Linked DNA regions of Homo sapiens: region 2 is linked to region 1. Evidence: read pairs that join two places in POLR2A ChIA-PET (ENCODE). Cell type or tissue: HepG2. All regions are shown on one strand. Region 1 has its middle 17 kb from the start of CCL17. Region 2 overlaps DOK4 (docking protein 4).

The links. Peaks named below come from ENCODE experiments on the same cell type or tissue, not always from the same donor. Only the 100,000 strongest peaks of a DNase experiment are listed, where the experiment ranks them.
Region 2: POLR2A ChIA-PET joins it to region 1 with 5 read pairs; 6 of 35 experiments call an interaction of 5 or more read pairs at or near these places.

Annotation. Positions count from the first base shown.
Region 1 is chr16:57,420,200-57,424,199 of GRCh38, forward strand. No RefSeq gene overlaps it. Among named protein-coding and RNA genes, the nearest start is that of CCL17, 17 kb to the left of the region's middle. In HepG2, a CTCF peak has its summit at 2,332; a DNase peak (open chromatin) is centred at 2,332.
Region 2 is chr16:57,478,607-57,482,606 of GRCh38, forward strand. It overlaps DOK4 (docking protein 4), which reads right to left. Exons shown (of 9, transcript NM_018110.5): 2 at 836-1,082. The coding sequence starts at 901. Among named protein-coding and RNA genes, the nearest start is that of DOK4, 5.9 kb to the right of the region's middle. In HepG2, no CTCF peak of the experiment used is centred here; DNase peaks (open chromatin) are centred at 1,315 and 1,815; H3K4me3 peaks cover 1,053 bases.

The DNA of each region.
Region 1 (4,000 bases):
TGAGACTCAGTCTTTACGAAATGCACAAATTAGCCAGGCATGGTAGCATGCGCCTGTGCTGCCAGCTACTCAGGAGGCTGAGGTGGGAGGATCACTTGAGCACAGCAGGTCAAGGCTGCAGTGAACTGTGATGGTGCCACTGCACTCCAGCCGGGGTTACAGAGGGAGACCCTGTCTCAAAAAGAAAAAAAAGGCTGGGCATGGTGGCTCACGCCTGTAATCCTAGCACTTTGGGAGGCCAAAGTAGGTAGATCACCTGAGGTCAGGAGTTCTAGACCAGCTTGGCCAACATGATGAAACCCCATCTTTACTAAAAATACAAAAAAATTAGCTGGATGTGGTGGCTGGCACCTGTAATCCTAGCTACTCGGGAGGCTGAGGCAGGAGAATCGCTTGAACCCGGGAGAGGTTGCAGTGAGCCAAGATTGCACCATTGCACTCCAGCCTGGGCGATAAGAGTGAAACTCCATCTCAAAGAAAGAAAGAAAGAAAGAAAAAGAAAGGAAGGAAGGAAGGAAGGAAGAAAAGAAAGAAAGAAAAAAGAAATACACAATAAATTGTTTACTATAGTCACCCTACTGTGCAATCGAACACTGGAAATTATTCCTTCTATCCAGCTGTTTGTTTGTACCCATTAACCAATCTCTCCCCATCACCCCTCTCCCCTAAATAGAACTACCATATGATCCAGCAATCCTACTACTGGGTATTTATCCAAAGGAAAGGAAATCAATATATCAAAGGGATACCTGCACCCCCATGTTTATTGCAGCACTATTCACAATAGCCAAAATATGAAATCAACCCGTGTCCATCAATGGAGTAATAAATAAATAAATTTGGTACATGTACACAACAGAGTACGATTCAGCCATAAAAAAAGAAGGAAATCCTGTCATTTGCAGCAAAATGGATGGACAGTCATTATGTTAAGTGAAATAAGCCAGGCACAGAAAGACAAATATCTCATGTTCTCACTCATATGTGGGAGCTAAAAAAAGTTTATCTTCGAAAGTACATTTTAACACAAAGGGTCAGGGACCTGTTTGGAGTCTCTGCTTTGCCACTGACTGGCCGTCGGACCTGGACACATGCGCCTCACCTGCCTGAGCCTCACCTGCCTGAGCCTATTTCTCCATGAAGCAATGGAACTGGACCTTCTCTCACCTGTTTGGGGATGTGCCAATATGGCTACTCCTCTACCTCTCACATCGCCCTTAGCGGACCACAGTCTTAGAAAACCTGCCGTTTCTGGTCGGACGCAGTGGCTCACAATCATGAGGTCAAGCGATCGAGACCAGTGTGACCAACATGGTGAAACCCCGTCTCTACTAAAAATACAAAAATTAGCCAGGCATGGTGGCGCGTGCCTGTAATCCCAGCTACTCGGGAGGCTGAGGCAGGAGAATCACTTGAACTCGGGAGGCAGAGGTTGCAGTGAGCCGAGATCACGCCATTGCACTCCAGCCTGGGTGACAGAGTGAGAGTGAGACTCTGTCTCAAAAAAAAAAAAAAGAAAAAGAAAAGAAAAGAAAGAAAAGAAAACCTGCCATTTCCTCATAATTGAACTGCCATCACCTGGATATTCCCTGTGCCCTTCTCCAAAGCCAGCATGGCAACCACGGGGGTGAAATACTCAGACGAGCAAAGGGATCAGGGCTTTAAGAAGCCAGCCTTCAGCCAAGCATGGTGGCTCACACCTGTAATCCCAGCACTTTGAGGGGCCGAGGCAGGCGGATCACTTGAGGTCAGGAGTTCAAGACCAGCCTGGCCAACAGGGTGAAACTCTGACAGTACTAAAAATACAAAAATTAGCTGGGCATGGTGGTGCATGCCTGTAATCCCAGCTACTTGGGAGGCCGAGGCAGGGGGATTGCTTGAACCTGGGAGGTAGAGGCTGCAGTGAGCCCAGATCAGTCCACTGCACTCCAGCCTGGGCAACAGAGTGAGACTCTGTCTCAAAACAAACCAACCAACCAACCCTGACCAGTACTCCTCAAAATGATCAAGCTCATCCAAAACAAGGAAAGTCTGAGAAACTGTCACAGCCAAAAATCAGCTTTCAAAGGACTTGTTAAGTCCTTGCACATACATGTTCATGGTGGGATATTTACTACAGCACAAAGCTGGAAACAGCCCAAGGCCTATCAACAGCTGAATGGATAAACAAAAGTGGTCTAACCATATAAGGAAGATTTTTCTGCATGGATACGCCCTACGATATGGGTGAAGCTCGAAACACTCTGTTAAGCTAAAGAAGCCAAACGCAGAAGGTCACACAGTGTATAATTTCATTCATATGAAATGTCAGAAGTAACTCCATGGAGTCAGAACGCCCACTGGTGGTGACCAGAGATGGTGGGAGAGGAAGACCGGAAGGGACTGCTTACTGGGGATGGGGTTTCCTTTCAGGGCAATGAAAACATTTTGGAACTAGATAGAGGTGGTGGTTGCACCACACTGTGAATGTACCAAATGCTGCTGAATTGTTTATTTTAAATCGTTCATTTTATGTTATGTGAATTTCATAAAAAAGACATATTCAATATTCACTTTTCTGTAGAGTAGCAGGCTTGGATGAGACATATATCAGCTCAGGACAAAGGAGTCCTCTGGGAGGACAGCGAAGGGATTTTGCCACTGCTGTATCACTTGTGTACGAAAAAAAGGAGTGATCAGAATCACACACAGCAAAGCTAGTTGTCTATTGGAAATTCTCTGTATTTGAAATCTTTCATGATTTAAGAGAAAAAATGTTTAAGTAATAATAGAAAATCAAAAAGGAAGGAAGGAAGGAGGAAAGGAAGGAAGGGAGGGAGGGAGGAAGGAAGGGAGGGAGGGAGGGAGGAAGGAGGAAAGGGAGGGAGGGAGGGGAAGGGATGGAGAGAGGAAGGAAGGAAGGGAAGGAAGGAAAAGGAAGAAAGGGGAAGGAAGGGAAGAGGAGAAGGAAGGAAGGATGGATGGTGGGAGGGAAGGGAGGGAGGGAGGGGGAGGAAGGGAGGGAGGGGAAGCAATGAAGGAGGGAGGGAGGGAAGGAGGGGAAGGAAGGAAGAGAGGGAAGGAGTGAGGGAGGGGAAGGGAGGGAGGGAAGGAGGGGAAGGAAGGAAGAGAGGGAAGGAGTGAGGGAGGGGAAGGAAGGGAGGAAAGAAGGAAGGAAAGAAAGGAGCATTCTAACCCAGCTGAGTCTGAACGCAGTCTCCAGATCAGCACAGAGGTTTGCAGAGGTGAAAGCCTCATGCTGGATGGTGGGCCACGGGTAACCAATGACCAGACCACCAGCTTGACCACCAGGAGTGACCACTGAAGGTGAGATCTGAAGTCACTGAGGGCTGAGTGGGGGCTTCTGTCCCTGCTTTCCCCGAGAGGGGTGAAGTAAGAGCCACCCAAGAGCTGCCCCATCCCCACCCCTACTTAGCACAAAGCTATTTTATACATTTGTGTAATTTGTAGCAAAAATTTTGGTCACAAACAGTATTCACCTGCTCTGTGACAACCTTCTCCCTCTGTTACTATTATTCTGAGGCAGCTTTATATATATAGATGCCGTACTAGTTCCACTTTAAAAATTTTGCATGAGATGATAACGGGGTCAAGTGTTCCACAGAGGTTCGTGTCGGGGAGAAGCAGGACTTTGTCCTGGGCTAGCAGTATTCTTCTTAAGACCCAGGGTTTCATGTGAGAGGTTTTCAGGTTTTTTCAATGAAGTTTCTTAGAAATACAAATCCACTGGTCGGGCGTGGTGGCTCACGCCTGTTAATCCCAGCACTTTGGGAGGCTGAGGCGAGTGGATCACCTGAGGTCAGGAGTTCAAGACCAGCCTGGCTAACATGGTGAAACCCCGTCTCTACTAAAAAATACAAAAAATTAGCCGGGCGCGGTGGCGGGCGCCTGTAGTCCCAGCTACTCGGGAGGCTGAGGCAGGAGAATGGCGTGAACCCGGGAAGCGGAGCTTGCAGTGAGCCGAGATTGCGCCACTGCAGTCCGCAGTCCGACCTGGGCG
Region 2 (4,000 bases), 58 kb after region 1:
CATGAAGTTGATCCCCTCTGCTCCTGTCTTCTAGGGGGTCTTCACCAGTTGGGGGTCTACAGAGGGTAGGACAGGATGCATGCCCAGTAAGACCTCTTCTCTGTAGCCCCTCCAAGCCCCCAGTTCAGGGCCAAGCACCAAGCAAGCACAGAGTCACCCACCAACAACTTGGAGGGAAGCAGCCTGTCCCAGAGCACTGGACCATTCTGCCCAAAGTTCTCATTTGGAAACCACATAAATATCAGCTTCAGTGCCTCACACCACCCCGTCTCGCCCAGCCAACCACTCCCCTTTTCAAACACTTCTTTAACATTAAACTCGACAACCAAAAATTTACTAAATATCTGCACACGGAAAGCAGTCAGAAGCAAGGGGAGAGGATGACCTAAAAGAAAAGAGGCCAGGAGAGGTGAGGGGAGGCCGGGGGTGGGGGGCAAACGGAAGGGAGAGGAGGCCAGGGGAAGTGAGACGCTGCTTCTCAGCTCAGACACAGCCCGGCCTTGCCAGCCGCCCCTGCTGCTGCTGTGGTGACAACTTCAACAATAGCAGGGGAGCCGCCTGCCCATCGGTGGCCACCATTGCTGCCACTACCACCACCACTGGCCCAGCTGTTGGGATGCCAGCCAGCCCTCTGGGGCGGGGGCTGCAGCAGGCAGAACCCAGCCCAGGCACATGCCAGGCAGCACGCTGGCGAGGAGCCCCGAGACCACAGATGCACGATGCCCGGCAGCCGGAGGGCAGCCGCGTGCCCCACGCGCCATGCCTCCAAGCCTGGGACCGAGTCCTCGGGCCCCCATCCCTTGGCAGGGCCCCTCCGCAGCTCAGGGTCACTCACCCCGAGCTTCCTGCTCTTCATCTTCACGTAGCCTTGCTTGACGATGTCACTGAAATTGGTCGCCATGGTTTTCCCACCTTTTAGGGGCGCGGGGCCTGGCAGAGGCGAGGGGAAGGATGCCCAGGTGCCTGGGTCTCCGGCTCCTCCAATCACCTGTTCCAGACACTCTGTCGGGGCTGCCGCGAGGGGCTGCTCCTCACCTCACCCGCCTCAGCATTGTTCTAGCAGCTCCTTCGCCCCGCGCCTGCTGGAAATAAAAATGACAGGGAGATTAGAGACAGTGACATCTTTCTCTTCCTCTCGCTGTCTCGCTCTCTTTTTTCCTTCCTCTTCCCACACTCCTCCTCTCTCCCTCTTCCCTCCCTCCTTCCTCCCGCCCTTCTTCCTTCCCTTCCCTCCCCACCCCAGGACGACAGAACCATTCAGGAAAACCGAGGTGGAGGCGGCAGTGAGGAAAATGGTCCAGCCCAGTCCCCTCCCTCACGGCTGGGGCTGGCAGTTAACCCCTTCCTGGGAGGACTGGCTCTGGCTCCTACTGTGGAGGTGGGGACCCAGGAAGGGAAGTGGCAGGGAGCTGCTGTCCCTCAGCACTTTGGGATCGTGGCCCCATCAACTGTGATAACTCTGGTGCAAATTTAGGTCAACTTGCCAAGAGCAAAAGCCCCTTCCTGGGTACAAGAGCTCCCAGGGGTAGCAGGGAAGCGCTTCCCAGAGATGGAGGAGGAGGGTCGCAGGAGATGACCCCTGCGTGTCTGAGTGAACCCCATGCTCTGCAATGTTAAAGACAATTTGCCTGGTCAGCTCAGCAGCCCCCACAAACCCCTCTACCCTCCTGCCCCACCCGGTCCTCTACCTGTTTCTCTCCAGCCCCAGGCTAAGAATCACTACCTCGAGCTCACGCAGGGCCTGTTCCCAGGCCCTGCAACTCTTCCGCACGCAGCTCTGGGTGCTGCTTCCTGGGTGGGAGGGCAGAGTCCAGTGGGGCGGGCCTCCAGATAAGCCTGAGGAATGTGCTGGGCCGGCTGGAGGTAGCCACTGTGGGAGCAGACGCCTTGCCCTGGCCCTGGGGTTGGGAACGCTGGCCAGTCCGTGAGGGTGGGGCCCGGGCCCCAACAGGCCACTGGGTCTGGCCAAGCCAAGCAGGCCCTCCATGTCCTGAGCATGGGCAGGAGTTAATTATAGGAGTACCAGTCAGGGCCCTGGGGCAACAAGACATGCAGGAGACAATGTGGGATACCAAGGGGAGGTAGATATGGAGCAGGAAGTGGGAGTACCAGCAGAGCCACCCCAAATCAGGCAGATCTACAGACAACAAAGACTCAGACTCAGGGGGAGGCTCAGTGTTGACCCAGTCTAACCCCTTCATTTTATAGATGGAGAAAGAAAAGTTGCCCAGAGAGGGTAAGCTACATGACTAAGGTCACACAGCAGGCCTGGGGCAGAGCCAGGGATGAAGGAGAAGGTCCAGGGTGGTGATGGAGACCAGTCTGTGGGGGGAACATCCTGCTGCCGTCTCTGGCTGCCTGCCACCACCTAAGCCTTCCCTGCCATCCATCCTCGGGGGCAGGGTTATGCCAGCAATGTGGCCCCTGTGTCTTCAGGATCAGCGGGTGGGAACGGAGCAGCATTTCTGGGGTCAGCTGGGTATCTGTGCTGCCAGAACGGGGCCCTGGGACAGGCATGCTGCTGGTTGTGCCAGCAGCTTGGCATTAATTAATGTCCTGGAGGCCTGTCTGTTGAGTGCCTAACAAGGAACAGATGGGACTACCCCAGTGGGCACACGCACAGATGGGACTACCCCAGTGGGCACACGCAAACAAGGGAGGGGCAGAGACGGTAATGCGCCCCTATCCCACTTGCACCCTGATAGCCCCTCAATTCCACTCCTGCCCATTCACTGCCTCTATCCCAGCTCCCTGGGGTCCAAGAACCTCCCACAGTTAGGCAGTCTACATTCCTCCTATAAGGTCTGGTCTGGGGTCCCCTCACTGGCAACTGATCCCCAACAGCTCTGCTACACCTGGGCTCTGGCAGCCAGAGATGGGTCAATTTTCTCAGCTCTGTCTTCACCGCCTGCCTCTGGGGCTGCCTTCTCCTCAGAGCAAGGACCAGCTCAGGAGTTCCTCTCCAAGATGATTAGCAGGCTGACCACTGGCTGTGGGTCTACAGTGTGGAAGCCCCCAGTCAGAACACGCCTACAGGAAGCCACTGGACCCCCAGGTTCATCCAACATAGCTCAGACATAGCACAGCCCGGAGTGTGAATCCAGCTGGCTGTGTGGTCCTGGGCAAGCCGCTTAAGACCCTGTGCCTTAATTTCCCCATTGGAAAAAAATGAGAATAAATCTACCTACTTTAAATGAGGAAATGAATTCATGAGGCACCTGCTTGCCCACTTGGGACACAGAGCTTCTACCCTTTTTCTTTTTCTTTTTCTTTTTTGAGACGGAGTCTCCCTCTGTCGCCCAGGCTGGAGTGCAGCGGCGCGATCTCGGCTCACTGCAACCTCTGCCTCCTGGGTTCACGCCATTCTCCTGCCTCGGCTTCCCGAGTAGCTGGAACTACAGGCTCCCACCACCATGCTCGGCTAATTTTCGGTATTTTTAGTAGAGACGGGGTTTCACCGTGTTAGCCAGGATGGTCTCGATCTCCTGACCTCATGATCCGCCCGCCTCGGCCTCCCAAAGTGCTGGGATTACAGGCGTGAGCCACTGCGCCCGGCCTTCTTTTTCTTCTTTTGAGACAGTGTCCTGCTCTGTCACCCAGGCTGGAGTGCAGGGGTGCCATCACGGCTTACGGCAGCCTCAACCACCCAGGCTCAAGTGATCCACCCACCTCAGCCTCCTGAATAGCTGGGACCGCAGGTACATACCACCATGCCCAGCTAATTTTTAAAAACTTGTTTGTAGAGATGGGGCTTTTGTTTTTTTTTTTTTTTTTTTTTGAGACGGAGTCTCACTCTATTGCCCAGGCTGGAGTGCAGTGGCCCAATCTCGGCTCATTGCAAGCTCCGCCTCCCGGGTTCACGCCATTCTCCTTCCTCAGCCTCCCGAGTAGCTGGGACTACAGGAGCCCACCACCATACCCGGCTAATTGTTTCATATTTTTAGTAAAGACGGGGTTTCACCGTGTTAGCCAGGATGGTCTCGATCTCCTGACCTTGTGA